Regions from separate parts of the Mus musculus genome. Here all the other regions are linked to region 5. Evidence: chromatin loops called from intact Hi-C (ENCODE). Cell type or tissue: heart. All regions are shown on one strand. Each heading gives the region's core, and the rest is flanking DNA. Links, peaks and the distances in the headings are about the cores only. Region 1 has its middle 79 kb from the start of Gm12295. Region 2 overlaps Myocd (myocardin). Region 3 has its middle 61 kb from the start of Gm12295. Region 4 holds the start of Myocd (myocardin). Region 5 has its middle 4.6 kb from the start of Gm26128.

Region 1 (6,060 bases), core at 388-5,387, 260 kb after region 5:
AGTACTGTTCCTTTCTGTTATTTTCCATTTAGTATTTCCGACTGAAATTTACCCTGGGTGTCTGAAGCTGTGGTAACTGGAGCTGCTGGAATAGGGGTGAGACTATCACGGTAGCCATGTGTGGTCTATCTTCACGTTTGACAGGTTGCCTGAGTCCTGATTAAAACCAAGGCGCTCTTGGATTTTTATGTCATGGCCGAACAGTGGGTGGTTGCATGCGACTTAGGTCATGACCTGGCTCCTCACTTAGCATGACCACACTCCACCCATAAGGTGAAGACGACAAATCAGGATGCTGTGACTTTTTCCTCTCCCGTGGTTTACAGGAGGCTTAGATAAGTTAAGATGTTTGGAACAGGAACAGTTAAATGAAAATGTATTGTACCGTTATTGGCTACAGTGTTCCAGCCGACGGCTGCATACAGCAGGGCACACTTGGATATTGAGCAGCTGCCTGATTTGAGGCAATGACTCTGTCATTCTCTCCCTTTCTCTCTAACTGATCAACTCCCATAGAGTCAGGTGGACGAGACTGAGAGCTTCCGGTGTTGGGTGATGATGTGAGCTGGTTTTCTGAAATATGAAATCCAACTCCATACATCCTCTTCTCACTTCTGCGAGATGCTCAGTTTTTCTCTTTGTCACCCTGTCTCGGACAGTTCACACAGACTTGGTTTACCATACCACCATTCCCATGGTGTTGTGCCGATGCCACAGCTCATCCTCTGGTCAGCGTGTTCACAGTGTATATGCTACCCACCTGTTAGGCACTCCTTGCCAGCTTTGTTCTCAGATGGACTGTTCCACCATTCTACCTAGCAGGAGTCTCCGGCTAAAACTGGACCATGTGTCAATTCTTACGCCCACCCCCTGCTCATCTCCAAAGCCTGGAGTCCTGTGGTCTGTCTGAGGCTGCCACTGAGTCTCACCTTTTGTTGTTGTTGTAGAGGACATGGACTGGGTTTTCCATGTCAATATTTCTCTAGATGGAGATGCCAGACTCTCTCAACATTTCCAAAATGTTCTATTGCTTCCTGAGAGGCCATCCATAATAGCTACATCCCTTCTAGGAAAGAGCAGTCTTTCTGTACCTCTCATCTCCTTTTGTTTCAGCATTGCAGGGATGGTACCCTCCATCCCCATTGTTCTCTCTTGGTCTTCCAACATCTGAACAATCAAGTCCCAGGTTAGATCTTGCTTGTTTGGAATACTAGTGTACTTTCTATCTTCCTGACTGTATGCTGACTGACAAAAACGTTAGAAGTCCTCAATCATGGGGTACAATGCTCCCACTGATGGTCTCGTCCTCCCTCACAAGATCTCATATGGGAAGAGACCTCTGTGAGTATCATTACATCATATAAGACAGCTGGCTTCTGCCATTTGGGCTCCATGGCATGAACACATGTGCCACTTTCAAAAGCCAGCATGGGTATGTCCGAGGATGTTCAGCTCTGATTAATAGCAAGTCTCAGTCACTTCCACAGATAAAGCCATGCATGCACTGTGATATGTGATAAAACGTGCATTTTAACAGAAGTACTTAAAGTTCCACCCAAAATATAAAAGATAGACAATGATGAACACATGCATGTGTGTAGAACACGTACATCATTACACTCCTGGTTCTATCAGTTCTTCTACTTCACAATTATCTACATTTGCCTTTTCACATATATAAGGCTAGCAAGTAGAAAATCAGGGAACCAGCCAAGCAGGACTGTTTGTATCCCTAGCAATGTTTCTACAGGGATCAGGAAGCAGAGCCCCCAAGCATCACTGCATTTGGGAAGTTTACAAAATAGGCTCAAGGGTCTCACTGGACCGCCTGCTCTACCTGCTTGGCTTGGAAGATCCAGGAACGTGTTTCCAGGTTCCTTGAAGCCTCCCCCATCCAGCTGCCTGATAGGCTCCCCCAGGTATGGAGCTGCCCCCCGACCTGGGGCAGAGTTCAGCCCCCGGTTAGGACTCCTGGGCTTCTCTTTCCTTCTTGGACTTTCCCCTCCCCTGAAGAAGAAAGTTATTTTCAAGCCTCCATCTGTTTTGTGTTTAACGTGCAGAAAGGTTGCACATTTTCAGGGACCTTGTTCATAAGCAGTAGATTGTACAACAGTTTATTACACAAGTGGAGGGTTTTATGGCTGGCCTTTGTTGAGCTGCCAACTGGGAGAGAGAACATAATGTGCTTAGCCGTCCCTATCAGGAAAAATGAGAGAGTATTACATACCAGTCAAATCGCTGCACATCGAGAAGCTGGTAACCAAGCCCAGAACCCCTGGAGCACAGCTGGTGGGGAGGGGTTTGCTCATTAATAGGATTTTTTACATCCATAATTTTTCTTCAAGTCACTTATGTCACAGGACGGGGTCCTGAATTGCATAAGACATGTATTAATGGCAGAATGAAGGTTCCATCAAGATAATATTTTAAATCTGACCCTTGTCAATACAAGGTATCAAACTAGACTCTGGAAAAAGCAGGGGCTAGGGGGTGTGCATGTGTGTATGTGCATGGTGTGTGTGTGTGTGTGTGTGTGTGTGTGTGTGGTATATGCTTGGTGTGCATATGTGTGATGTATAGGGTGTGTATATATGTGATATGTGTTTGGTTGTATGTATAGGGTATGTATAAATGTGTGTATTGTGGCATGTATGTATATGTGTCTGTGTGTATATGTATGCAGTGACTGTATTTATGGGTACCCAATTTTAATTACATCAAAATGTTGAGAGCATCAGTTATGTCAACGTACTTCAGACTTACTAAGCTTCACCCCCACCTAAGACTGTACCTTATGTGGTCCTAGGAGAGACTGCTTCTCAGTAGCGCTTTGCTCCCAGCTAGAAAGTGAGCTGACCCTGCTGGGATGCTGTGTTTCCGAACAATTCCACTGTAACAGACCCCTGCTAATGGAGTCTCATGAAAGCTACTTTCCCCAATTCAGACTGTCCCATAGAGACTTAAGGTATGGACCCTGGAAGTGTTCTTGTCTAAAAGTGCTCAGTAAAGACTCCACCCCGTGAGAAGAGATGGAGTGCAATCTCAGAGTGGGCAGAGGTGTCGTTAAGTTCTGCAGGCAATTCTGGTTCAGGCGGGCAGGCCCACAGCCACATTTTACTGGTCGAGAACAGGGAGCTTGGAGCACTGGCTGTCCACAAGAAGTGACTCACGGCATTAAATCTCCTTTCCAGTGAGGGTTTTCTCTCCAGTCTCCTGCAGCTATAACTTCCTGTCCTAACTTCTAACCCTTCACTGTGAAAGCAGCATTCCAGAACCAAACCAAGCCTTGACTTGGCATGCACCCAGATACACCACAACTACTATCAGAAGCAGCAACAGGGTGTCCCCAGGAACACAAAAGTGGCCCAGTGGACCACAGGAGAAAGTTAAAAGTAGTCAAAAGACTCCCTCTCTCCTTGCTCCAGCTGGTTCACAGAGAAGGGAGTTGGGAAATGAGCCCGGGCCTGAGAGAATTCTAGCTGGTTCTCACTAGGAGCTGTCCTGAGAAGCCTGTTGGTTTAGTGCAGTGGTTCTCAACCTTCCTAATGCTGTGACCCTTTAATACAGTTCTGAATGTTGTGGTGACCCCCCTCCCCCCATCTATAAAGTTATTTTTGTTGCTACTTCATAACTGTAATTTTGCTACTATTAGGAATCATGATGTAAATAACTGTGGGGTTTTTATGTTTGTTTGGTTGGTTTGTTTTTGGTTTTGTTTTTGTTTTTTGATAGTCTTAGGCTACCCCCATGAAAAGGTCATTTGACCTTCAAGGGGGGGTCACCACCCCCAGGCTGAGAACCACTGGTTCAGACAAAGCAATCTGAGTGTGTGCCTGTCTTCTGACTCACATGAATGGCTCCTGCATCTCTTCACAGAGTGTTCCACATTGGACTTTAAATTCTATGACTCCCTTCCTCTGTATCAGCTCTACAGAGAATGCTCTACACACTGTCATTGAAAGTTTCTCTCTCAGGCTGACAATCCCAAGGCGTCTAACCATGCTGAGTCTGAGACTGATAAACAACACACTGTATCTGATAGACAGCTAATACCCCAGGGAGGGCATTGGTCAGTAGCCTTGGGCATCTCAGCCTAATCACCCTTGCTTTAATGCCACTTAAATCAGAGTGTAAGCACTGAAGGAATTTGAGGAATTCAATGATATAAATTGTATTTTTAGAGCTGTGAATGACGCGAGCCAGTAAGACGGTGTGGGTACTAAAGATAGCACTCACTGGTTTTCCCAGGATTTATCACAGACAGGTTCACAGCAGGTTGAGATGGCTGCGGTGACATCCGTGCTGGCACGTTTTTATGAGCAACCATTCGTAACGAACGTACTTGCCACAAAGCATAATTTCCATGACACCAAGCTGATTCACAGGCAGTTTTCTTTCTGCACAACAACACGGCTGAAGGACGGCTTGGTGGAGGCAGACTCCGTTTCCTAAGGGCTTATCCCAAGTTAGAGTTCAGAGGGAAGGGAATAGAACGCGACTTGTCCACCAAACAAAATGTAAGTACATCCTCACAAGACACTCTCTCTTGTAGAAGAATAAAGATTCATTATAGGACAGGGTGGGCTGTGCCTCAGAGAGTTGGCCTTTATAGGTAATACTTCTTACAATTAATACTAATACAATGCTTTTTTTCCCCCTTTATTTACTTCCTACTTGTCTGCTAAGGCTCCTTTGTTTTTAATTATCACTAAAAAAAGCAATTTTTCTACTCTGTACTTAAAGGCTATAGCATGTGGATAGCTAAAAAATAAAAAAAAGTAGCCTCATAGCTTTATTGAATAGACTAGAATCAATGACCATGGCTACTCAGAGGCCCCACTCTCAGCTGTGTAAAAAATACAACTTGCCTTATTTCTCTGTAACTCTCTTTAATTTCTACATTGAATTCCAATTTGGCTTAGTTATGGAGATATAATCTTAGTTAAATAGGAGGATGTCCTCATCTAAACCCTAGGGACAGGGACGACATAAGATGCTATCACCTCCCACCTTGTCTGGTAGCTGTCTTGCTGTCCCACCCAGGGTGACTGGACCATGGAGCAGGTGGTGAGAGGGGCGGCATCCTTCCCAAAGATGCTTCTCTGGCCCTTCTTCTTCTGTGATTTGAAGAGTCTGGCCTGGAGCAAAAGGCTTCCAGCTTCTCATCTAATCTTTTACATCTTTGGTTTATGACCACACAACCTGGGATTTGGGACTCAATAGCTAAAAATATGCCTCCTTTGGTAGCTGGATTTTGTTGGTTTTCTTTTCTTTCGTGTTTAACAGAGGCCTCATTGACTAATGGAGGAAAAACCACAAGAAATACCAGAGAAAACATATGGATATATGTCTCCTAAGAGAAGGCTCACTTCTCTGCACAGAAAAACTCTGTGGAGATGACTAGAAAGTAGCCATTGCACTCCAGGGTGGCCAGTCTTTACACAAGAATTCAAAGCCAAACCCACATTTCCTGGCATTGCTTCTCCTTTCTATGCCTCAGGTTCCTCATCTAGAGAACAGGATGGGGTAATATATGTGTTCCATAAGGTCATATGTGTATAAAGTTGTCGATGAACTAATTATATAATTATTATCAGCATTGCAGCACACTTCTGGCCCTTAAAGCCATCATCACCTTAAAGACACTGGTGACTGTGATTTCATTAGCATGACACACAGAAGATCACAGACAGAGAAGGTGAACATGTCACATCCAGGGTTCCCAGGGCAAAGCAAAAGTGACTGGTCTGAAGTGTGAGAAAAAGCCAAATTTCCTAGAGATGGTGGCTTCTGGTCCCACCTGAATCAGATTACAGAAATGGCACGGGGAATCTTAAGAAGGACTCAGCCAACCCCAGTAAGTGAAGTGTGAGGTGGTGGCTGTAGCCACAAGTGGGAGACGGGTGAAAGCTTCCAGTCCACACATACTGCAGGGCTGGAGATGGAGGGGCAGGATGAGCAGAAAGGACGAGCAAGGCCAGCAACCAGTGTAGGACCGAATCATTGGAGCAGGCAACACAGGTGAAGCCTATCCTGAGATGGGATGCCAGTTTGAACATT
Region 2 (6,060 bases), core at 637-5,636, 430 kb after region 5:
CTGAAGCTGTGGGTATTGCAAGAGCTCTAATGCAATGGGGGAAAGGAGCATGGGAGGAGTTACGCCCACAGGAGACAGCCAGCAGTGACTACTGTATTTCATACTTATTTTCCCAGCATTACGTCCAGCCATTCGCAGAGAACTGTCTCCTAATTAGACATTGCAGCCATTTGGCTTTCTTATATTACTCTGTACTAGCTAACATCTATTGGATTCAGTTAGGAACACTTTTCTTTTCGATTCTTTTGCTACCTTTAGTACCTGGCGACACAGTTCTGGGAAATTTTTAGGTCGTAAATTAAAGTAATAGTCAATGATACGATAATAGTTTTATCATCTATTAGATGCACATGGGATGGAGAAGGTTCCCATTATTGGTAAAGATGTCTCTAAAGCAGAATTATAGTAGCTCTGCTAATTGAATACTTAAGTTTTGCATAATTCAAATTAGTAAAGCTGTCAACCTCCCCATACCACAAAGATGTGCTAGGATCCCGAAGGAAGAACAGAATGACAGACAGTTGAAAAAATTCATACCCATACAAACTCCACTGGTCCACTGGGCTGCTTGTTTATAGGTGACTGCCCAGAGCCTCTGAATGATCACTACCTAAACCCCAGCTGTTGAAGATGCAACACTTTCTGTTCATCTAGCAGTGGTTCTCAACCTTCCCAGTACTGAGAGCCTTAAATTCAGTTCCTCGTGTTGTGATTACCCCAATCATAAAATTATTTCATTGCCACTTCATACCTTTAATTTCCCTACTGTTACAAATTATAATGAAAACATCTGATATGCAGGATATGACACTGGACCCCCAAAGGGGCACAACACACAGGTTGAGAATCACTGATCTAGAAGGCTTCTTAGAAGGAAACTGCTGAGTTGGATAGAACCACTCAACCCAATTGGCACAATATGATTTTTATAAGGCTGAAGAGAGACTTCACAGATTATTCTCAGAAGCCATAAAAATCCTATAGAAGAGGAAGATACCTAAAAATCTCCCAGAGGTCATGCATAAGCCAGTAAGAACATCATCTCACCCTCTATAGTCTAGCTGGGTTTTCAGACCATCATGAACCATCACAGTGTCTTGTGTAAGTATGAAAGATGTGCAAAGGTCTGGACAGATATCCCTCTAGGAATATGGGAGCTTCCAAGAAGCACATGAAAACAATCTCACTGTGGTTAGTCGTTGGGTAGGTGCAAAGTTAAAGCCCAATGAAATATCATTTCATGTGCACTAGAATATTATCCATCAAAACATGGCAACAACAAATGCCTACAAAGATGTAAGAAAGTTGGAAGCCCCACACACTGCAGGTCTGAATATGAAATGTTCATACTGCTGTGGAAAGGTTTTTCATCTCCTCAGTGAATTAAGAATAGATTTACCATGTGGTCCAGCAACTCCACTCCTAGCTAGACACCTGAAAGAATTAATAATTCTTCACAAGGTCTTCACAGCAACACTATTTGCCATATTTCCAAGTTCAAACCAACCCAAATGCCCACCAACTGATGGATGAATAAAGTCATGGTGGAGCTAGGTCACTGAATATTATTCAGTCATAGAAAAAAAGGGATGCCATATTGACTCCTGCCATTAACGTAATGCCATATTGACACTGCCACAACATGAACTAACCTTGAAAACATGTCAAGTTTGAGAAGACAGACACAGAACATGTTCAACTTGGTTTCATGTATACAAATGTCCAAAATACATTCAACAGGGTTTCATGGATTCAAATGTCCAAAATAAGCATGTTTTACAAGATTGGCAGCTATGAAGAGGGGAAAGTGGGAAATGATTCCTTGGTGGCAAGGCATTCCCTTGGGAACAGTGGGGATTTTATGGGACTGGATAGAAGATGATGTTCACACAAAAGTGTGAAAGTACAAAAATGCCCCTTGCATTTTACATCAATAATAAAAGAGGCTCTCCTGCTTAGGCAGGGGAATTGGAGATTAGATTCCGCTGTTCCTCACTCCATCATTAGGGATGTGACCACTGCCCTGCACCCTCAACATGCTGAGTAAGGAGGGCATACAAACTTCCCAAGATGGAGCCAGCTTTGAAAGTGAGCTGGAGTCAGACAGCAACATTGTTGCCGGCAGCAGCAAGCTTGAGGAGAAGGGAGCAGGAGGTTGGGTAGGTGGTTAGGAGACCTGGATACTGTGATAAAGAACTTATCTCCTGTAATTTGAATCAGTGCTGCATTCGAAAGTCTTGGAGTTTCTAGCCATAGGATCCCCCCTTCCTTTTTCCAGCTGATGAGTCCTACAGCTTGGGACTTCAATGCCACAGTGGATCCATCCCTGGTCCACCCTTAAGAAAACGCATGTGTGCATCTTCTATGTCCTGTGAGTTGTAAAGAGAAAGAGAGACATGCAAATAGAGAGCAAGTATCCCCTGTGCTCACAAAAAGAGTGAAACTGTACAGGTGTGTCATGTCAATAACCTTTGTTACACACTATCTTCTGGAATGTTCCTGATGCCTGCACTAAGGCAATATAGGGGAACAAAGGCATCCTCAGCACCCTTGAGTCAGCAACAGTCCCTACCTATCACCAGACCCTGCAGAAACTCACCCAAGACAGAAGTATGATTAATTAACCAGAAGGCCAATCGAAATCGATTAATGAGTAGAATGAAATAAAGCCACCATGCTCACAGAAATACTCCCAATCATTATTCATTAGTCCCAGAGAGGAAGATTCAGAAAACAAAAGCGCCTGCAGCTTACAAGGTGCCCAAGTCAGTAAAGATGGAATGCTGGAGTGTTGGAGGTCACTCTCAAACGTGCTTCTTGAAGTTGTAGTCTGGAGGCTGCCCTGGAGACTGTGCCTGCCAGTTATTCAGGAGCTCCCTCTTCTGTACAATGGTGGTACTGCGCTTTCCTTCCAATTTGATGCCCATGCTCTTCCTTTGAACCACCTTTGATAAAATCTGATTTGGATTTTATTTTACTACTCCATGACAGTTGACTTATAGTTTCTTCATATATAAGGGCCCTTTGATTCCCAGAGAAGTTTATGTATAGAATTATCCTTCTAAAGGACCCTTGTTACTTTTATGATCTTAAAAAAAAAAAAAACTCTGTGTGTGTGTGTGTGTGTGTGTGTGTGTGTGTGTGTGTGTGTGTGTGTATACATGGAAGTATATGCCTACTACAGCACATATGTAGAGGCTAAAAGACAACTAATGAAAGTCAGCTCTTCACTCAAGGCTTGGCAGCAAGTGCTCTATCCCCTAAGACTGCACCCTTTTATGATCTTTATGCTGAACACTAAGATGCAAACAAATTTTTTTCATCTTGTATGGGATGAAACTTATATATAGTAAACTTATATCATATTGATATTCAAACACTTATCTTAATTTCCCAAAGTTGTGCCCTTACTCCCTCATGGTGTGCAGATGATAGTATATGGTTAGTGACTCCTGGAAAGGGTGTGGGGTGTGGGTAGCCCTCCCCACAGTAAGGAATCAGTATTTCAGAGGGTGTGACTTCCTGCTAGATGTGGGTAGTTTTGAATGTGAGTGAAGGCAAGTCTCCAGGTGTATTTCAGTTTGAGAACCATATTCTGGGTCTGCAGATACAATGTTAGCAAGTCAACTTACCATATGTTTAACTTGAAGTGCTTGCTTACATACACTCTCATGAGTGACCCCCACACCAGAGTGCTAAGATATCTATAGGTTTTATATAAGCTACTGAAACATAAGCTTCCATTGAACTCCACTCCAGGAAAGCTCCAAGAGCCCAGTAAGGTGTAAGGTGCCTATGTGCCGTGAGGGTGGTGATTTGTAAAATCTGTTCATCTGATACATGAGTGCTGTGCCTTACTGTATTCCCAGAATTTGAGGGAAAAAAATCTTCTAACCATCACCTACAACACAAGCCATCTCTCCCTTCTCTTTGCAGTCCAAGTCTTTGGGTGACAGTAAGAACCGCCACAAAAAGCCCAAAGACCCCAAACCAAAGGTGAAGAAGCTCAAATACCATCAGTACATCCCCCCAGACCAGAAGGCAGAGAAGTCTCCCCCACCCATGGACTCTGCCTATGCCCGGCTGCTCCAGCAACAGCAGCTATTCCTGCAGCTACAGATCCTCAGCCAGCAGCAGCAACAGCAGCAGCAACAGCAGCAGCAGCAACAGCAGCAGCAGCAGCAGCAGCAGCGGTTCAGCTACCCTGGGATGCACCAAACACACCTCAAGTGAGTGCCTCGAGCTGAGGTCAGATGCTTGGGACCAGTGTGTCCTGTATTACATCATGTCCTTCTGTGATATGTTTGGCCTCTGACTCCCTTTAGAAACCATGCATACAATCAGACCTACGTGGGTGGAGCTTGGGACAAGTCACAGAGTAATTGCCTACAGGGGTCAGTGAGAAAACAAATCAGTAGAAGAGGATGGGAGAGGGAAATCAATAACGTGATCTAGACAGCATATGCAGAAAATCCCCAGTGTCCTTCCCAGGACACTGAATGTTGTGATAGAGTCCGAGGCCTAGGGAAGCATGCAGATCCACCCATGACCTAGCTGAAGTAAAGGCAGGCTGAGAGGAAGCAAATAAATCAATGTTCTTTAGAGGAAAGGGAAACTCATAGTGTTTCCAAACTAAACTGTGGAATGTCTAAGAATACAGAATTGACTTTGCTGGCAGTTTGAGGTCACTGCTAAAGATCTATGTGTCAGCTTTTGAGACTGGCCCCTGAACCCAGGCTGTGTGCCTGTATTGCCAGTCCCTATTCATATTCTACATGGTTGGCATCCTCACCCATACAGTTAACACAAGGATTATTTCACCTGCCTTTGCTTCAGCTAGGTCATGGGTGGACCTGCATGCGTCCCCAGGCCTCTGACTCCATCACGTCATTCAGTGTCCTAGGAAGGAAGCTGGGGATTTTCTGCATATGCTGTCTAGATCACGTTATTGATTTCCCTCTCCCATCCTCTTCTACTGATTTGTTACCTCACTGACCCCTGTAGGCAATTACTCTGTGACTTGTCCCAAGCTCCACCCACATAGGTCTGATTGTATTGTATTGTATTGTACTGTATTGTATTGTATTGCATGTGCCTTTTGTTTTTCAGAGAACCAAATGAACAGATGGCCAGAAATCCGAATCCTTCTTCAACACCACTGAGCAATACCCCTCTATCCCCTGTCAAAAATAGCATTTCTGGACAAACTGGTGTTTCTTCTCTCAAACCAGGCCCCCTCCCACCCAACCTGGATGATCTCAAGGTAAGCAATGTGACCTAATTTTCTTGAGTAAAACATAGATGAGGGAGAAAGTATGAGAAAGACCCATGGGTGTCACAGAATTTACAGTGCAATGGCCAAACTCAAACCTACAGGTCCTGCCTCGGCCTCCCCAGGCTGATTGAGCGATCTGTTCTTTTCTGCTGCACCTGAGATTTCTCATTAGCATAAATGAATTAAGTTGGAGTAGAGCTTAACAGAGAGGGAAGGTGTGCGACTTATAAAGCTTCCAGAATGTCCGAAAGCAATGGTAAATTTCTTGGTGAATTTTTGGCCGTCTCTGGTGAAACAGGAAAAAACCAGAAACCATGGGATTGCTTTTCATGTACCACAGAACAATCCATATAGCTAATGTGCCTATATTTCTTCCTAACATTTTTTAGTTTTAAAGTCAACTTCCTGTTAGGAAGTGCTGACTGTACTGAAGAAAGTGGAGTGGTTTGCGCTCTTTTATCCAGTTGTTAAATGAGTGTCTTGCTCCTCACTGAATAAGAAACAATGTTAGCAACCCTCTGTCAATATAGTTTTAAACAATTTCCTCCTCTGTCCCCAAATCTGGGAACTTCTGCCCTGATGTAACAGCTTATTAGATGGAATATACACGCCAGCAACTTATTACAGATCACAGGGATCTATATTCACTCAAATGACACTGGGTTTCTAGTTGAACCTGGTATGTTTCAAAGCACTCCTTAAGATCAATCGACATGTTCCCCTTCTGTCCAGTATCCATATGGAGGCAGAGCAGGATGGATAAGGTCTCTACAGTGTATGAACCT
Region 3 (6,060 bases), core at 693-5,692, 280 kb after region 5:
GTCCATGGGAGACAAAGGGAGAGGGTGCATGACCACAAGCCAAGAAAAGCTGGCAGCCGTTAAGTATCCACTGAAGTGAGTGTCCCTAGAATGTGGCCACTGACACCTCCGTTTCAAGTGAAAGTTTTTCACTTTCCTAAACAGAATATGACGCACTGACATGATATTATTCCAAAATGGACAGAGCTATGTTACTATCTTCTGTGTAAGTCACATATTCCTTCTACAGGAAAAGGTGTGTGGCTTCAGAATTTTGTGAATTTCACTTAGTATTTGTTGATAGCAAAATGTTTTCGCAGACCAAAGATTTGTTTCTTTCTAACAAGTTGCAACTCACTGTGTTATATTTAAGTCAACAAGATAACAAATATATTATTTTTCTTTAGAATAAGTGTGCATACCCACATATGCACTTGCAAGCACACACACACACACACACACACACACACACACACACACACAGGAGAGCAAGAGAGCGAAGGGTATAGCAGTGGGAAAGTTGTTTTCCTGGGGTGTGTGTGTGTGTGTGTGTGTGTGTGTGTGTGTGTGTGTGTGTGAGACAAAGCCTGCAGACCCTGAGGGAAGGCTCAGTGCTGAGAAGGGGAAACTTGAATTTATGATCACAGTTGTGTGGTGTGGCCACCCAGATCTGACCTTAGTTACCTGAGCTGGAGGAGGCCTGAGATTACAAGATCAGTCCACCACAGTGTTATTGAAACCATCTACTCTTTCTACAGAGCTTTCACAGCAGGAAGGCTATAAGCCAAAGTCTTGAGTTCATCTTCAAGTTTATTCACTTGGGGGAGGAAGTCTGGAGAGACAAGAGAGAGGGGTGGAGACTATGAAGGGATTGCTTTTTGTAAGACCAGTTGACATCCACACATAGATGGAATGCTCTGGAGGTGTGGCCTCTATCCAGAAGCAGCCTGTGGAGCAGTGAAGATAATGTCCCTCATCTTTGGATGGTGAGTGCCATAGAAAATGGAAAAGGAGCAGCTACTGATGATCTCGCAGAGGAGACCAGTAGGCGTTGTTGAATTCCAGGGCCCAAGGGTCCTCTGGAATGTCAAGGTCCCACCTCAGCCCACCTGATGTGGACTGGCACGAGCCAAACCTTCAAGTGCTGTCTTCTCCTGTGAGTCCAAGGAAAGAAAGAATCGAATCGAGAGCAGGTGTGAGAATATGTGATGTTCTGATTAGGAAGAAGCAAGAAGCAATGGTGCCCAGGAGCACGGCGCCTCACTGCAATTCTACAGAGCAGATCTGGCTGTGGCCTGCACCCTGCTAGAGCTCTGAACTGTGCCCTCACTGTTCTCCATGCCTCCTAGGCTCCATCCTTCTTGTGCCTGTGAGGAGAGAGAGATCTTCCTAAGGGTAGGCGACTAATGCCTTCTGCTCTTCCTGTCCTCACTCAGACTGCAGAGCTCCACCTTTTCAGGTTCTGAAAACTTTGACCTTGCCTATATAATATAAATAATATAATATAATATAATATAATATAATATAATATAATATAATATAATATAATATACGATGGACAGAGCTTTAGTCTTCTGACTGATTCCCCTCAAACAGACATCAACTTAAGGGCTTGAGGGTGGGCCTTCTTTCTGCTTGGCTTTGAGCTTAGTCTCTACCTACCAAGGCACTGACTGGGATGTGTTTTGCTCAGGGGTCCTGGTATGGTCTCCCTTGCCTCTGCAGTGTAAACAGATGTGTGTTCTTTTGTCAATGAGGTATTTGATCCAAGCCCCTGAGGTTTTACACAGCCACATGCAACTTCCAAAGGCAGAGGCCTGGAATTCTAAGGGGCTAAGACTGAGCAAATTTAATCTGAAATTTTTAAATCTAAGATGTTCTAATATCCTACCCTTTTTGCAAGCGCACACAAAGAATGTAAAAAAGGAGAAAGGGGTGTTGGAGCAGTGAGACTGTTGCTACTCTCACCACAGGGTCTGTAGGAAGCCCTCTTGGGGTGCCATGAGTCCTGCTCCCAAGGAAGGAATTGTTCAGCCGGGTGAGATCCACTCCTGGCCAGAGCTAGGGCCTCAGGCAGTCCTCGACAGCACTTCTGTATGCATCGGGATTGGACTCTGAGAGAAAGACTGGTTAGTGCAAAACCCACTGTCCTTCCATGGGATGCACAACACAGCGTCCCATAGTGAGTACTGTGCTCAGAAGAATCAGAAAAGTCAAGGTGCACAAGCCACATACCGCTGAGGACTTTGCCCCAAGGTTCCCTCTGTCCCAGCCTCACTTCTCCATGCTTTGCTGGCCTCTGATGGTTAACTGGAGGTGGCACCATCCAGAAACATAGCAAAATTCATCTATCCTGAACTGGTGAACTATTCAGACACAGATGCAAAAGATTTCAAGGCAGGCTCAGCATCCCTGAAGGCCAGAAGAGAGACTTGGGTTCAAACTCAGGCCCTGCTGATAGGTGGGAGAATATAGCAAATACTGAAGGCTCACTGACCACTAGTTCACTCACCTGTAACATTGTTGTAAGAAAAAGGCATAAGACGTACAAATCATTTGGATAGATCTGCCAAATAATTATGGACTTCCCCGTTAAATTTTAATTTCAGTTCAATTTGAAAAACTTTTAAAAATGTTTCAAGCAGTATGTATCCCATTCAGTGTCTCAACTTGCTCAGTCTGGTAATTCTGATGCTTCCAGACTGTGTTTGTCACAAAGTAGACCAGGTTTCCCCTACGTGTGTACCAGCTCGGAAGCAGGGACGCTGGTTCACCAAGCTCTAACTCTGCAGTTCCCTTATATGGTAAGTGAACAGGATGTTGAATTAGTGTAGTGATTAGAAGCTATTTTATGTGATTTTTTTTTAGTCGATCAGTTAAGGAGGAAGGTGGCTGGGGAGGAGAAGGCTGCCTTGAGGAGTTGCTCCGGGCTGCTCTCTGCTGACAGCAGGAGTGAATGGCCAGCCTGCAGAGCCAGCCAGATTCAAAGACAAAGGTAGAACTGGCTCCAGGAGCAGGGCAGCGGAGCAGAAGTCACAGGGAGAACTAACTGGCTCTGAGAGCTGGTGGAGCAGTGGTGATGACAAATGTCCGTTGGGCACTGGTGGCTAAGTAAAAATGTCACAGCATTGCTCTGAAACACTTTCTCCAGAGGAAGAAAGTCATTTATATGAGGGAACATACAGAAAAACATGAGGAAAACTAAATTCATAACCTCACATACCAGAAATAACCGCAACTTAACTCTATGTTCATAGTATCTCTCTCTGATAAATGTACACATATATCCCTCAATATATATGTAGACAATCAAGCACATGCCATATTTTGTGTACATTTTGTATCTTGGGTTTTTTTTTCAAACATTTTATGGTGAGCTTTACCCAAAGTCCTTAAATATTCTTTAGGGACATGATTCTAGTGTCTTATCAGTATCAAACTTTGATTGGACTCTTAGTCTATTAAACTAAGTCCCAAACACTGGGAATTTGGTGTCTTTCATTTTCCTGCTATTTTAAATTCAGCTGCTATAATAATTCAATCATACAAACACACACACACATACACACATATGCACCCACAAATACATACATACATACATACATACACACACACGTACATCTCCAATTAGTTTCTTGGGATTGCACTACATTAGGATATCAAAGATTACCCACATGGAAAGGCAGTTTGGGGGAATGTTTAATGAGCATTTCCTACATGCCCCACACTGTGCGTTGTCTCTCTCAGTCACTTTACCTCTTTGACCCCAAGGGTTATCAATATTGTCTTCCTAAACTCAACGGTAACTGCATAAAGTCTTATAGCCATATAAAGAGTATGTTGTCCCAGCCCAGTTGGTTTCTATCCATGCTGGCCAATTGCCCTTCACTGCAGCATGGCTGACTTTCCTCTTGTTCATTGGGAAAAGCAGAGATGACTTTCTGTTCCCACACTGTATAGATTGCTTTGCATTTACTTGGTTAACTTTGCAAACTAAATTTTCCATGTTGATTAAACGTCTGCATCTTTCTTTCTTGGAAACTAGCAATTATTTTGTCCCAGAATTGGTTTTCACTCTTTGATTCTCTGTGTGTAGAAGTCATATTTATCTGTGTAGACATTCACACTTTCTATTCTGAGGACATTAACCTTCACCTATCATAAACATTCCATCATACCAATCCATATTGATATTATATTCTACAGTTGTTTAGTGTGTTTATTTACTCAAACTACTTTTACTGTTTCTTCAAGATTTCTACTTAAAAAAACAATTCTGTCTCTAATACTCAGTTTCTTTTAGCTCTGTCCTGATTTTTTACTTACTTTTCACTCAGATTCCTTTGTCAAATATTTAATCAGATTGGAATTGAGTGCTTGTATTAGTTATCCGTGTTATCTCCACACAGTGACAGAAGCATCTTAAGAGAGGAGAGTCCTCAGTCCACCGTGACAGGGCCCGTATGATAGCTGCTTGTGGCAGCCAAAGTCTGGGGTTCCACTTGCTCACATGGGAGAGAATAAGGAAGCAGAGAACTGATGCAACCCTCAAGGCTGGCCTCTAACTGGACCCCATCTCTCAAAAGTTCCATTCTCCCCTGATACTGCTGGAAACCAGGTTCAAGCATGTGAGCCTGTGGGGAACATGCCCCATCCAAACCATGACAGTGGTTTTTGTCATTAGTAACAAAATCAACTTTTAACATGTCGGGAGTGTTTGGGGGCTCTGGCCCTGGTCTGACTTCTACAAGAGATTAGTGTTCTCTTTTCTGAAGAGGGTATGTTGCCTTGATTGTGACTTTGTGGAAGTCCCTTAGGGAAGCTATGTCTCTGGCCTGGTGGAGAAATTTTCAAGCTACCCAAAAACATAAACAGTTAATCCAGTTGGGCCTGTCAATTTGTCTGAGTGACCACACCTTGGAAAGGTGGGTCTATTGTAAGCTATGCTGGGAAAAGAGAGGGTGAACAATTCTGTCTTTAATGAGATGATGAATTTTTCCTTCCCGGCATCCTCCCCCACACAAGTGCAGTGGCCATGAGCTGTCAGAAGGTTCCGCTAGCTCTGGGTGCCTGAGTCCTGACTCAGACAGGCATAACTTTCCTCTTCTCTTCTCCTCTCCCCTCCCCTCATGCCCCTCCCCTCCCCTCCCCTCCCCTCCCCTCCCCTCCCCTCCCCTCCCCTCCCTCCCCTCTCCTCTCCTCTCCTCTGCTTCTGTGCCAGCCAGAACCTGAGTACACCTTTTTTCTGGTATCCAGGGCTCCCTTACTCTTTCCCCGAGGTCCCCACCTTTCTCATACCTAACCCAAATGGCATGGCTCTTTCTCCTCTCTCCTAAGCTCCCACCTGTGAATCTGTAATAAATTTTCTAAAACTTAAAAAGCCAAACCAAACAAAAAACCTCTAATACCCAAGATTATGAGCGAAAATTGCTAGTAATGTCTCACTTCGGCAACTCTTTCAGTTTTTACATTTTTCTTTAACCAGTTATTTGAAAGGTGATGCCTGCCGCATAAAGGTGATGCCTGCCGCATACACTTGGCGTGCCTTCTGCCACCCTTATTCCCTGCCCTTATCCCTCAACTTCCTGTCTTTACAGCAGTCTTGGATGTAGTTGTCTATCCCCATTCCTTTAGTTCTGGGTGCTCAGAATAATGTTTTCACCTTATGAAAAATACCATCAGGAAAGCAACTGGAAATCTTTTAAATGCAACTGTTATTTGGAAAGCCAATGCATTTGTAACACAATGTCTTTCTCTTCAGAAATAACATAGTCCACGTTTATGTTCTGGTAGAATAGCTTGATGATACTTTGCAGTGAGTTTTACATGACCACTAACTGCCATTGTGTTTCCTGGTTGTTTAATGAACCAAACATTTTTGAAAAGCTGCTTCTAAAGTTGCCACAGGGCTTAATAAGGCTGTTGTCATCGTACTGATGGGAGGGCCTCATTCATTTTGCTTTTTTGCCAACTTCCCAAGTATCTTTGCCAGTCCAAAGTGAAATAATTTACTAAATTATCTTAAAGGGAAAAACATATTTTTTCTGAAAGAAATTTGATGATGGCTGTGCCTCTGTCGCC
Region 4 (6,060 bases), core at 719-5,718, 360 kb after region 5:
GGAAGAGGAGACAGTTAGCAAGCATTTGTACCTGGCTACTTCTGCCCCACTGTTGGAGGATGGCAGTGAAGGGACCATGCCTTCCATGCAGCAGTTGGTGGGGGTCATCATGGGGCATTATTCTGCCGAGGCAGGCGCTCTTTTGCTAAACATCATATTTACTTTTTAAATAACCTAACTTCCCCGCAGTCCAACCAATCATATATTAGGACACACTTTGTTGCTATTTACAGCTAACTGTGTTTTCAAAACCCCAATGTGTCTTACACCCTGGATTTCCAATTCTCTGAGCCATTGTGGAGCAGGGTGGTATAGGTCTATATTTCCTCCCAAGTGGCCACAGAGAGCCTGGGACCACACAAACAACCAGGTGTTCCATCTGTTGAATGCTACCCTTCACCTCTATGTTCTTGTTTGTCTGTTTGTCTGTTTGTTTTTTTTCTTACTCTCCTCCCACTGAAGTTAATTGAGTTTGCAAATCTGCCTGACAGGCAGGTACTTACCTTGGTGACACAGACAGATCCTAGAATGCGTTCTCAGAGTGTGTGAAGGGAGAAGAAGTGGTCAGATCTGTGAAAGGAAGAAGAGAGACTATAGACAGCAGGAGACATCCAAACCAAGGACTCTTCCAGATCACTGTGAAAACTGATTCAGCCGGGTTTCCAGCTACCACGCTGAGACGGAGCCTCCTCCTGGAGGCACGCAGGTCCTGGACCTACCCAGGAGAGCTGACCACGCTGCACTTGCCTGTGACCCACTATCGAACTTCATGTTGCACTCAGGGAAGGAAGCCTCTAAGGATCCGAATTCAAGCTGACTCTCCTGAGCCATGCTCCGGGCTCAGGCCTATGAACACAACCATTCCCATGTTAACCTTCATGCTGAGAAGCACAGCTATGGAGGACAGAGCTCTAAGGTGAGCCGGCATTGACTTTCATGTCCCCTTATATAGTATTACCTCCCCTTAACCATGTGCTGGCCTGCTGAGAATGCCAAATGGCACTAGTATGAATAGAGTATGGTTTTCGGTAACAATGAAGTTTGTGTGCTTGTTTGTTTGTTTTGGTAAAAATGGAATGGTCTATTGCAATGATGGTCTTTACCTATAGCACCACAGACCCATGAGCACATTGTCCTGAAGCCTCTGGGGCAAGGAAGCATCAAAAAAGGACAATGAATTTTGCTGTTATTGTTGCTGCTGCTGCTGCTGCTGTTTAGACTTTTTCCTTTCTTTGTTTTATTTTAATTTTTAGACAGGGTCTCCCCAGGCCTTGGTCTGGAATTTCCTCTCTAGCTGAGGATGACAGAGAATTCCTGGTCCTCCTGCCTCTACCTCCCCTGTTCTGGGCTTACAGGCAAGCATCCTCACTCTCAGTTTAGTAATAAAGATTGTTAGTTCTACCTTATAGTTATATAATGTATTCTTTTCATCCCTATATAAGAATTTACAATCTTGAGAGAGCATCCTTGCATGTGGGCTCCATTAGTGCATGTCTTTACATGCCATGTTACTATAATTTGTGACACAGTTTTTTTTTTAATTGACTAGCAGTAAAGTAAAATAAATTGAAGCAAAGTTCCATAGCAAAAGGGAAGAATACTGAAGAATCATCATGGAGGAGTAAGATCGTAGCAGCAGCCATTGCTACATTGCTAGGCTACACTCTGACAGCAGCTGTCTGAGATTCCATTCTCCTGGGGGAACAGCCTGTCCAAATTCCACCAAAAAAAGTCATAAAAATATTTGAGCATAGAGGGCAAAGGATGAGCCTCTATAATGCACATATTTATATCCATAGATATCCCAAAGCCATAAGGGCTAGAAATCCCGGAGGGCAGAAGTCAGCTGCTCTATTCTCTGATGGGAAAAATCGAGGAGAACTGTGGTTATCAGGGTTTCCCAACTCATCCATGGAGCTGCTGGGGGTGGGGTGAGACCAAGAGACAGAGAGATGGGAGAAAGAGGAAGGGAGAAAGCCAGGAAGCGAAAATAAGAACGGAGGCATGCTGCTCTACTCTTTTAATTCTAGCACTCCAGAGGCTGAGGCAAGACTGTGGTCAACCTGAACAGGCTCTACTCACAAGAGCAGCTAAACAACACAAACCTAACACAATGGCTTTAAATAATGCAAAAGGGGAAGAAGGAGGGGGATGAGGGGGAAGAGGAGGGGGAGGAGGAGGGGGGAGGAGGGGGAAGAGGAGGGAGGAGGAGGAAGACAATACCTCAAGGGCAGCTCAGAGATGGATGGGTAGGGAGGCAAGGAAGGTGGAGAGAGATCTGAATCGAATCGGGTTGGGGTAGGGAGCATGAATATGATCCAAATTGATAATATGAAATTCTTGAAGAATTAGTTAAAATATTACTTTAAGGATTAATGAATAAACTCCTTTTGAGATGAAAACTAAAAAAAAAAAAAAAAAAAAAAAAAAAAAAAAAAAAAAAAAAAAAAAAAATCCTAGGGCAGGGAGACCTCATCTCACTAATCTCACTAAATAACAATAAAAGAAAGCCAGCAAAAGAGGGACTGTGGTCCTGTCCACAAGCACACACTCCAACCCCCTCCGTCCCTCTGGGTCAGAAAGACCCTTGGTTGGATCCTTCAGCTGATTTTATCACAACTCCCACTGAATAAAGAAAGCCCCACTAAGTTGCCGTGGGCATCTCCTCAGCCTTGCTGTCTTCAGTGTAAACATTCCTTTGGGTCTTTCCTTCTATTCTTTCTTTTTCATGTTTCACAGAGTTTCCTCCATGGGATAATTTTGTGATGTCCCTTATCCTGCTACCTCTTTTCTCTGGAGTCGCCCCTGCCCCATGCATCTCAACCCTGCTTAGGGCTGTTCTAGACATGCGGGCCTGACCCCTCCCAGTCCTTCCTCTGTTGTGTTTCTCTTCTTTGATGAGCTGGGACGAGAGAGACCTTCTCTATGTAACACACAATACAACATCTTCCCCTTCACTTCCAAGTTCAGGCATCTGCAATTATGTTACATTGCATAGCAAGTGGGAATAAGGATTCATCATCAGCTAGCCTGACAGAGTTTTTCCTTAAAGTAAGGTTAACTCAGAGAGAGATGCAGAAGGTGGGGAGGGAGGAGCTAGACTGATAAGATGTAATAAGAACTTGACCCACAATTTCTGTTTTGGGAGATGGAAGAACAGGCTGGAAGCCAAGGAACATGGGTGGCCTCTAGTAGTTGGAAAGGGAAAGGAAATGGAGTCTCTTCATGAGCTTCCAGAAGGGAACACAGTTCTGCCAACACCTTGATTTTTTTTTTTTAACTCAGTGAGACCAGTTTCTGACTCCCAGCCTTCAAACCTGCAAGGTAATGAATCGGGATTGATGTAAGCCATTAAAGCGGCTGTGATCTGTTCCCACAGGAACAGCCCAGTTCAGCACTGCTTGTGGAATGCACAACCACTGCCAGGCTACCACAGGAGGCAGCCTGTTGTAGGCTCGTACTGCCCAACCCTATTCACAAGAGGAAGTTGAGTAGCAGGGCTCCACCTCCTCTCTGATTTAGTGAGGAGGAGCATTACCTATCTCAGAAAACGAATTCCAAGATTCAAGTGCATTGGTGCAACCCAGAGAATGGGAAAAAGGAAGGTCTGGGCACCCTAGGGTGTCTTCAGCAACAGTTGATAGAGGCAGAAGACCCCGGATCAGGGCAGAGATTAGTCCCTAACAGATATTGTTACATTAGGCCTCCACCTGTCATTGTCATTCTCTTCAAGAATTCACAGCTTTGAGACAAAAGGGGAGATGTAAAGAATTGTATCTGGGAGCTCACGTGCATATAAAGTTGCAAATAGTGGCAAATTGTGTGTTGTATGTATGCAGTTCAATGTTTTTTTTCCAACTATCTAAATCTTTGTCTTAGAACATGTGTTGTACTTAATGATGCACGTGGGACCCTGTCACCCCAGGCACCCCAGAGACGCGCATCCTCAGCGCCTCTTTGGGTCCCTTTCCCACTATGAAAGGGACGTGAAAAACCTCTGCACTTTTCCGATCTGGCTTGCCCAGGCCACCGAATCCTACCCTGTTGAGTGCTCAATAGTACGCTCAACTTTTGCACCAATCGCACTCTGGGCTCAGTCCCCAGACACAAACTTTTTGTGAATCCAAAGAGAACATCCAACCACAGGGAAAGACTTTCTGCCACTTCTTCAGCCGCTCAGTAGCTGCTCCAGGCATCGGTCTCCTGAAGCACCACCGCTCGGATACAGAGGGGAAGCGGGTGCTCCCGGGAGTTGCAAGCCAACCCAGCTTCTTGGCCCAGGCTCCAGCGCGTTCTGGAGATGTACCTTCCAGAGCCCTGCAGTAAGCTGGGGACACCAGGGACATGCACACCTAGGACAAGCAGATACACTCCTACCGTCGCCAGGCGCCACCTGCACGCCGGGCGCCGCCTGCAGCCTTCGGGCATCCGATTTAGGGGTGCCAGTGCAGAGACTCCCGCCTGGGCAAGCAGCCTTGGCGCACTATTCTGCAAAGAGTTAAGAGCCGGCTGTTAAGACTCCTGGGGCCGCGTCTGGTCCCCAGGCCCCGCTCACCGCTCCTGATTGGCTGATCTCCTGTCAGTAGTAAAGAGGATCAGATAGCAAACTTGGGACCTTCATAAAGGCGTGGTGGCGGTACTCCGCGACCGCTGGCAGCCTATGACATCAGCCAGGAACGCCTAGGATGCGGCTGTTCCCGGCCACCCTCAGAGGAGGAGGGTCCTGCCTGCTGGGAGTTAATTAGCCTCGCGAGCGGCGAGGGGGGAGGCGCCAGTTTTCTGGGGACACTGGCGGCCACTGTGCGTCCTCCTACCCAAGGGAGCTCCCCAAGAGTTGGATGAATTCTGGGTTGTTAGCTGCTGTCCTCTGGGCTCCCGGGAGCCAGTTTCTGGTGGAAAGCGGGGCGCCTGGCCAACGACCAGCGGCTTGCTGAGACTCACCATGACACTCCTGGGGTCTGAACACTCTTTGCTGATTAGAAGGAAGTTCCGATCAGGTAGAGTAAGGCGTTCAGCACTCCTTAAACTTTTCATCTCTACCACTCAACTGCTTTACAATGAATGCTTCGGGCCTGAGGTGGCGGCCTTCCCTCTGTTTCCCCAAAATGAACACTGTGTTTGACTGAATGCCTTCAAATGTCTTCCCTTTGACCTGTGTTAAGTTTGAGTTTTGTTTACGAATAATCCAATGTTTTACTTTATTTTACTATATTTTCCTTTATCGGTAAATAGACATTTTTAAGGGGACGACCCAAAAGGAACTGTGTTGAAATGGGCAACTCCAGGATCTGAAGTTATAGAGTGGGCGCGTTATCAGTTACAACCGCTGAGACAATGTGCCTAGGACTGTGAGACGTCTAGGGGTCACTTAACATGTAGCTAATCCAAACAAATGTATTTCCCAAAAAAGTCACTTGGAGGAAGTAAAAATAGCGAATTTGGAGCACACCAAGAATTTTTAAATGACATCACCATGGGGGAAAAAAACCAGCGCCACAAATATTTTTTCCCAAACCATCTGATATTTATAAATGGACAATTTTCCCTAAAATTGTTGTGTTAGTGGCACACAGAGAAACTTCTGGAGGGACACTCAGGAGAGGTGAGTATAAGGAAAGGGTACGTGGGGGCCTACAGAAGACGCAGGATTGTGTTCCCTCGTTCGCATCCTGGAAGGGCTACCTAGCTTTGCCCATTCTTGCTTTTATAACAGTGGTAACAGGGCCATTCAATGATGGCAGGGCACCTTCTAAGAACGAACATTTTGGTGGATAGCTCTGGTGTGAGCCTTCCATGTAACAGGTGCTGGCTGATGCTGGTGCCACTCACTCTGTCAATTCCCTTGGTCCTTCTGAAGGAGCTACTCAACTGTTTGTCTTGAAATGAGTGGCTCAGAAATTGTGCACAGTGGGTGATGGGCCATAAGGAGCCTCTGTAACCACCTCAGTTGTTCCTGATCCTTAGGTGTGGATGGGACACTCTGGGGATTTCTTGAAGGATTGTTTAGTGAGGCAAGTTGAAAACTTAAGAGCTGAAGTGGCCAGGAGCCACAGTGCCTCT
Region 5 (6,060 bases), core at 618-5,617:
CTCCACCCTGTGTGCAGGGATTCTTTCCCTTTCAATTTTCATATCAGCATACATTAATATAAAGTTACAGGGTTCAAAAAGAAAGTTTCACTCAAGTATGCCATGCTTGCATAGACATTGATGTTCAAAGGGAGATGTGAGCAGTAGAATCTGAGATATTAACTATTATTCCATCAATACACATAACCCAAGGGTAGGCTAAGTTTGTGAAGAATTGATTACATGTGCCAAGATTTCAGCCTTCAGCCTGATCTCTTCAGAGCCTAGCCCTCAAAATCAGCACCCCTCTGCAGCTTGGAGGCTCCACATTCTAGTCCCACCTCCATGTGAAGTCATCTGGAATTCAATGATATCTTATGGACACCAGGCCCCTCTGCCGAGGCCTCACCAGAGCCCAACCTGCACCTTTCTGCCTGTTATCACAGCTCTCTTAACCTGTAATATTGAGCCTCTTGTGTTTGCAGAGAGGGAACCAAGGCTGGAAGATGGTAAATTATATACTAAATTCACTCTGCTTCAGCAAATCAGGGCATAGGATGGTCTGATAGCCACTCGTCTTTTTAAAAGGTTCTGAAGGGAACCAGAGCGGAGCGTCCTTTAGGATGAGCAGGCCTATATTTCCTCATTTGTCAAGGAGCTCTCAGTTCTGGTCACAAACCATCCAGGTTACACTGCTCCCTTCTCCCTTTTTGTTCAAGACAGCCCTGGCTATTCTGGAACTCTCTCTGTAGGCCAGGCTGGCCTCCAGCTCATAGAAATCTTCCTGATTCTGCCTCCCAAGTACTGGAGTTAAAGGTGTGCACCACCACCCTGCTGTTTCCTTCTTTCTTATTCTTTCTCCTTCCACCTTGCCCCTCCTCTCCTTTCTTCCTTCTCTCCCTCTGCTTCCATTGCCTCACCCTCTTCCCTCCTCCTCCATCCCTACTTCTCTATCCACTCCTCTTATCCCCTGCTCCTTCTCATCTTTTCCTGTCTTGCCCTTTCCTTCTATTTTCCTCTTACCCTTCTTTCCCTCTTGATTCTTTTTACACAAACCATGGTCTTGGGCATGCTAAGCAAGTGTTCTGCTACTGTGAGCCACACCCAGGCCTTTCTCTTTTCTTAACCAGGAATTCAGTGGTTGGAGGGTGTTTCTGCAGGAATATGGGCAGGACAATGTCTACCAGGCAGCACAATTTCTGTTCTGCACAGAACTGTAGTGAGGTAAAGTCAGAGATTGCATGAGAATGCCAAGGTCCCGAGAACTCCTTGTGATCCTGTTCTTGCTTGGGTCCCTGCTGTAGACTCTCAGGAAAGAACCACTGTCTGCCTTTTTATGTCACTTCTGACTTTACCCACAGGGTAGTGAAGGTGGACAGTGGAAAGGAAGAGTATTAGTCAACTGTCTGGTATCTCTGTACCCCAGAGCCTCATCTGCCTGTTGGTGGCACCCACTCTTTGGGTCTCCACTGGGAAACAGGTGCAGTCATGGGGAATACTGGGAACATTTTTCTTCATTTTTAAGGTGTTTGGTTAAGATAGTATGTCTCTTGCTGTTTTCTGTCATAGTCAATGAAGCTTGTCTCACATTACTGTCGATAGAGAAGAGCATGAGCTCTTCTCTGTTTACACCTTGGTGTCTTTCAGAAGACAACATGGAGGAATTCTACCTGCTGTTGTCTGGAATGTCCTAGAGGCACATGTATTACAGGTTTTAGTTCCCAGTGTGGCACAATTGAAACTTTGAGGTTTCAGGTCACTGAGGAATGTTCTTGAAGAGCATCATGGGAGCCCAGTCTTTTCTCTCTCCCTCATTCTTCCTTCCTGACCACAAGGTGAGAATCTTTACAATACCATGCCCATTTCTTGCCATAACTTGCTACGTCACCATAAGCCCAAAGCAATGGGCCAGCCTATAAGATAATTAGACCTTTGTTCTTTATATGCTGGTGTCCTCGGGTATTTTGTTACAGTGACAGAAAGCTCAGTCACACCCTGCTAAGCCTATTTGCACTCATACTAATAGATCAATACCCTTCCTCTTTTTCCATCTTTCCACTCGCCTCTCAGTATAAGAAAAATAAGCCAGTACAGGTTTTGAATGCTGGACCTTGCTGTCCGTATTAACTCAAATTTCCAGGTGATGTCCCCACATCACAGAAAATCATGCTAATCATCTTCTCCCTGGGTACTGTTGACTTCTTTGCCTCGGCAGTAGAATACAATGATTTTCCCTGACAACTTTAACTGTTAAAAGTGTATCAACTTTTCAAAGCTATGCACAGGTTTTTGTCTTCTAGGGGCATCTGTCTTTGAATCTTTGCCTGTCTAAGTCTCACCTTTCTGGGGGCCTCATAGCAACACTTTTCTTGGTAACAGGCTACAACATTGTCAGGCACTGATATTAGGAAGATCTTAAGGGCAGTAAGAATGATCACTCCTCATCCCCCAACCTCCTGCATTTTCCACTCCAGAGTTACTAAAGAAAATGGTATATTGTATGTAAAGACAGTTCTCAATTATTGTTAGAAAGCTGTGGTTTGCTATGCAGAAGCCGAAGCTCCTTGTTTTATGTACGCTGAGCAGATGGCTTGCTTATCTGGGGCAGACTTGGTCTGTTTAATGTGACCAGGTCATTTACCACTTGGTGGCAGTGTCCCCCAATGACAAGACTCCTAAGTGAATACTACATTCTGATAAATGCTCCAACTACAAACCAATGCCACCCCTCATCTAGATTACCTTTGTTATGGAGATTTTTGTATATATACCAATATACCCTAATCTATATACCCAATATAATAACATACCGAATATATCCTAATGTACTATACCCTAATACCAAAGTTAATCACTTGGCGTGTGCCGCTGCCATGGTGACATGTTTTGGTTAGTTAGCCTTTTCTTGTGAGCCAAAGGATAGAAATGTGCGTTCCTGTGTAAACAAAAGGCAGCAGTAGTAGGTGTGAGAACAGTGCTCATATGTGTCTAGGCAGGGAAGAAGAGCTGTGAGATCAGGTGCATTCAGTGTGGTATGGTTGCAGACAGAAGGAAGAGTTCGTTCCTTGTAAAATGTTCTGTTCCTCCCAGAAGGTAATGCAAACATAATTCAATTCTGGAAAATCCTGAGACCACGGATTTAGGAAACATTGTGTATACCTACCACATGTTCCTGTTTTGTATGCTTCAGTTGGCCCCAAAACATAGCTATTGTAATGTGCTTCAGTTAGCACTGATATGTCGGTGTCTCTATGGTGAGTACATTGGAATCCTTTTGGCAAATACCCAAGGAGTGGCAAGGCTGGGTCATAGACTCATAGACTTTTGGTTTGTTTGTTTGTTTGAGAAACAACCATACTGGCTGGCTGAGTTTCCACTCCCACCAGCAGTGGCTAAGGGTCCCCTGCTGTCCACAACCTGGCCTGTTTGCTGTTGCTCATTTTTAATGGCCACCCTTCTTCCTGGAGAAAGTGTAATCTTAAATTAGTTTTAACTTGCATTTCTCAGATGGCTAATGAGGCTGAATATTTTTTTCTTGTCTAAGGACCATTCATATTTCCTCCTTTGAGAACTGTCCATTCATTTCAGTGGCCCACTCACTGGCTGGAGTGTTTGTTTTCTTGTTGCTTAATATTTTTAGTTCTTCGTGTAGTCTAGATCAATTCTCTGGTTAAAGGTGTGGCTAGCAAGAATTCTATCCCATTCTGTAGTTTGTCTCTCCATGAGATTAACTGTTTCCTTTGTGTACAGAAACATTCGCATTTCATGTGGTCTCAGTTGTCAGTTGCCAGTGTTACTCCCCAAGCAACTGGACTCCTGTACCCTTTCTTTCCGTTCATTCTGGCGTTTCAGGTCCTGCAAGATCTCTTGTTCTTTGGAGTAGGTTTGGGTGCAGAGTGAGATACAAGGTTAGTTTTTCCTCAGTGTGTGAATGTCTTGTTTTCCCAGCACCATCTCTTGAAGAGGCTATTTTTTTCCACTGTGTTTATTTTTTTATCCTAGGAAAAATCAGAACCACACTAGAGTATAAACAACCATTCCTGCTTGGGCAAGGTGGAAAATGCCTACATACAGTCTCAGCACCCTGCAGACTGAGGCTCACAAATCCAGCCTTGGCTACATAATGAATTCTATATACCATTTTGAATGGCAACGTTCTTATACAGCTTGGGTCCTGAAACCTTGACTAGGGGAGACAAGGGAATGAATTATGGACACACACACACACACACACACACACACACACACACACACACACAGGTACAGAGAAGTTGGGGTCAGATGGTCTGGGCTCTTAGCTGGAGAAGACTCAGCACTCTAGAGTCTCACCATGTTTATTGCATAAAGCTGAACAAGAAGGTGGCAGCGTATGTACACAGCTGAACAAGGAAGAGGCAGGGCTAATATTGCAGTGACGATAGGGGTCTTATCTTCAGATATAAATGCCTGGGTGGGTGGAGAAAGCTGCAGTGGATATCGTCTGTACTCACTGTCAATATCTATACATAGGCTAGAGGAAGGCTTGGCCGTCCCTCTGGGCCTTATCGCTGGGGTCAGGGAAGCTCTGACATTCACCTGAGGCATTAGATCCTTTGCATGGCAATGCTCATGTGAACAATAGACATTCACTCAGGACTTTATCCATATTCACTCAAGGCTTCCTCAGCTTCCCACATTATATAAATATAATACACACACACACACACACACACACACACACACACACACACACACACCACACCCTTTCTTGAAATACCCATCAACCAACCAACCAACCAACCAACCAAATCAAATCAAAACAAAAACACCTGAAAAAAAATCAAGTTCCACATAGCTGTATCATCTAATGTGCTCATTGTCTAATTGACCTATGTGTGCTTCCTCATCTGTAAAAAAGAGACCATAATGGTTGCATCTTCTAATGTTATATGAGGAACAAGTAAGATGCGTGTATATAAAAAGAGAATGCCCAGTGTACAGCAAGTGCTTAATATTTGTCACCATTTTCAGTGGTGTCAGTGTCATAAAAGGTTATTTTTAGAGAGAGCTATGTTTTAGTCATGGCACCCAACAAGAGGCAAGAAGGAAAGCTGAAAAGTAACCTGAGGTATAATAATTGTGTATTTCTGCAGTTTGGCATACAAACAACAGGGAGGCACTTCAGGAAACATCAGTGGAAGGCCCTAAAATGTTCCATAGTGTCTCCAACACCATCCTTGGGTCCTACGTCCAGGTATAGAACTTCCTGTGCCTTTTGGAGTCAACTGTGCTCCATCACTGCCTGAGACTCTCATACCAGCCTCCCTGTTGGGAAGTGGGTGAGAACTCCCACCTGCAAGTCAGCTTGCCAGACAGGAAAGCTCTGCCACCCAGAAGCAGCCATGCTCAGCTGCCTGCAGCTCATCTTCACACTGGCTCTGTGGTCATTTTCCTAGTCAAGACATATAGGAAGAAAAAAACCATAGACCTGTCTTCCAAGAAGTCATAGGTCCCAAAGGGAGAAGGATGCCCTTAGGTGATCAGGAAACAGCTTAGGTCAGCCACTGTGTGAAGAAGATGTGCATAGTGGGGTAGGGGTGGGGTAGGGGTGGGGTAGGGGTGGGGTAGGGGTGGAACGGGGAAAGAGCTTTCCCCTGGCCTTGAGATTGAAAAGAAGCTTACACTCCCTGAAGAGCACAGGTTGCCCTTCTCATCTAGGGTACTTTTCTTCAGCTTGCTGCCACTAATGGTCTCCTGTCAACATCCAAAGGGAGGGGCTACCATGAGCCATGACCTTTGCCAAATCTCAGGGTTTACAGAAGACCCTTCCTGGATCTGAGTGCTAGGCCCCAAACCCCAATCCCCTACAAATGGTAGTGCCATTGACAACGTCTTAAATGACAGTCTGGGCTCATCTGAGGCTGGACTCTGACAGGGTAAAACAGGAAAGGCACTGAAATATGAGCTCCTATGTTCTACCTCTGCAGTTTCACTGATCTGCATTATTATGTTTTTAACTTAAAGACGAGCTAAACTCTAGCAGAGTACACATAGCATTAACTGTATAATATAAATTTATGTATTATTATATATTAACCATTT

What was found. Hi-C counts contacts between places; a loop is a spot of excess contacts. Peaks named below come from ENCODE experiments on the same cell type or tissue, not always from the same donor. Only the 100,000 strongest peaks of a DNase experiment are listed, where the experiment ranks them.
Region 1: a loop joins it to region 5, with 2.1 times the contacts of the local background. A loop is called at or near these places in 3 of 42 quality-filtered maps.
Region 2: a loop joins it to region 5, with 2.8 times the contacts of the local background. A loop is called at or near these places in 10 of 42 quality-filtered maps.
Region 3: it touches region 5 in a loop (3-fold over the local background); 3 of 42 quality-filtered maps call a loop at or near these places.
Region 4: it touches region 5 in a loop (4-fold over the local background); 10 of 42 quality-filtered maps call a loop at or near these places.

Annotation. Positions count from the first base shown.
Region 1 is chr11:65,364,133-65,370,192 of GRCm38, reverse strand. No RefSeq gene overlaps it. Among named protein-coding and RNA genes, the nearest start is that of Gm12295, 79 kb to the right of the region's middle. In heart, for the core only: no CTCF peak of the experiment used is centred there; a DNase peak (open chromatin) is centred at 3,222; H3K4me3 peaks cover 537 bases; H3K27ac peaks cover 3,839 bases.
Region 2 is chr11:65,194,271-65,200,330 of GRCm38, reverse strand. Myocd (myocardin) reads left to right here. Exons shown (of 13, transcript NM_146386.3): 8 at 3,937-4,229; 9 at 5,110-5,263. Among named protein-coding and RNA genes, the nearest start is that of Arhgap44, 34 kb to the right of the region's middle. In heart, for the core only: a CTCF peak has its summit at 2,883 (motif pointing left); no DNase peak of the experiment used is centred there.
Region 3 is chr11:65,346,089-65,352,148 of GRCm38, reverse strand. No RefSeq gene overlaps it. Among named protein-coding and RNA genes, the nearest start is that of Gm12295, 61 kb to the right of the region's middle. In heart, for the core only: a CTCF peak has its summit at 2,921; no DNase peak of the experiment used is centred there; H3K27ac peaks cover 2,999 bases.
Region 4 is chr11:65,268,581-65,274,640 of GRCm38, reverse strand. It overlaps Myocd (myocardin), which reads left to right and starts at 4,652. Exons shown (of 13, transcript NM_146386.3): 1 at 4,652-4,997. The coding sequence starts at 4,943. It overlaps Gm30586 (a long non-coding RNA gene), which reads right to left and starts at 4,716. Exons shown (of 3, transcript XR_001780238.2): 1 at 4,378-4,716; 2 at 504-570. In heart, for the core only: CTCF peaks have their summits at 3,419 and 4,417; a DNase peak (open chromatin) is centred at 4,620; H3K4me3 peaks cover 2,615 bases; H3K27ac peaks cover 2,986 bases.
Region 5 is chr11:65,627,927-65,633,986 of GRCm38, reverse strand. No RefSeq gene overlaps it. Among named protein-coding and RNA genes, the nearest start is that of Gm26128, 4.6 kb to the right of the region's middle. In heart, for the core only: a CTCF peak has its summit at 2,625 (motif pointing right); no DNase peak of the experiment used is centred there; H3K27ac peaks cover 1,275 bases.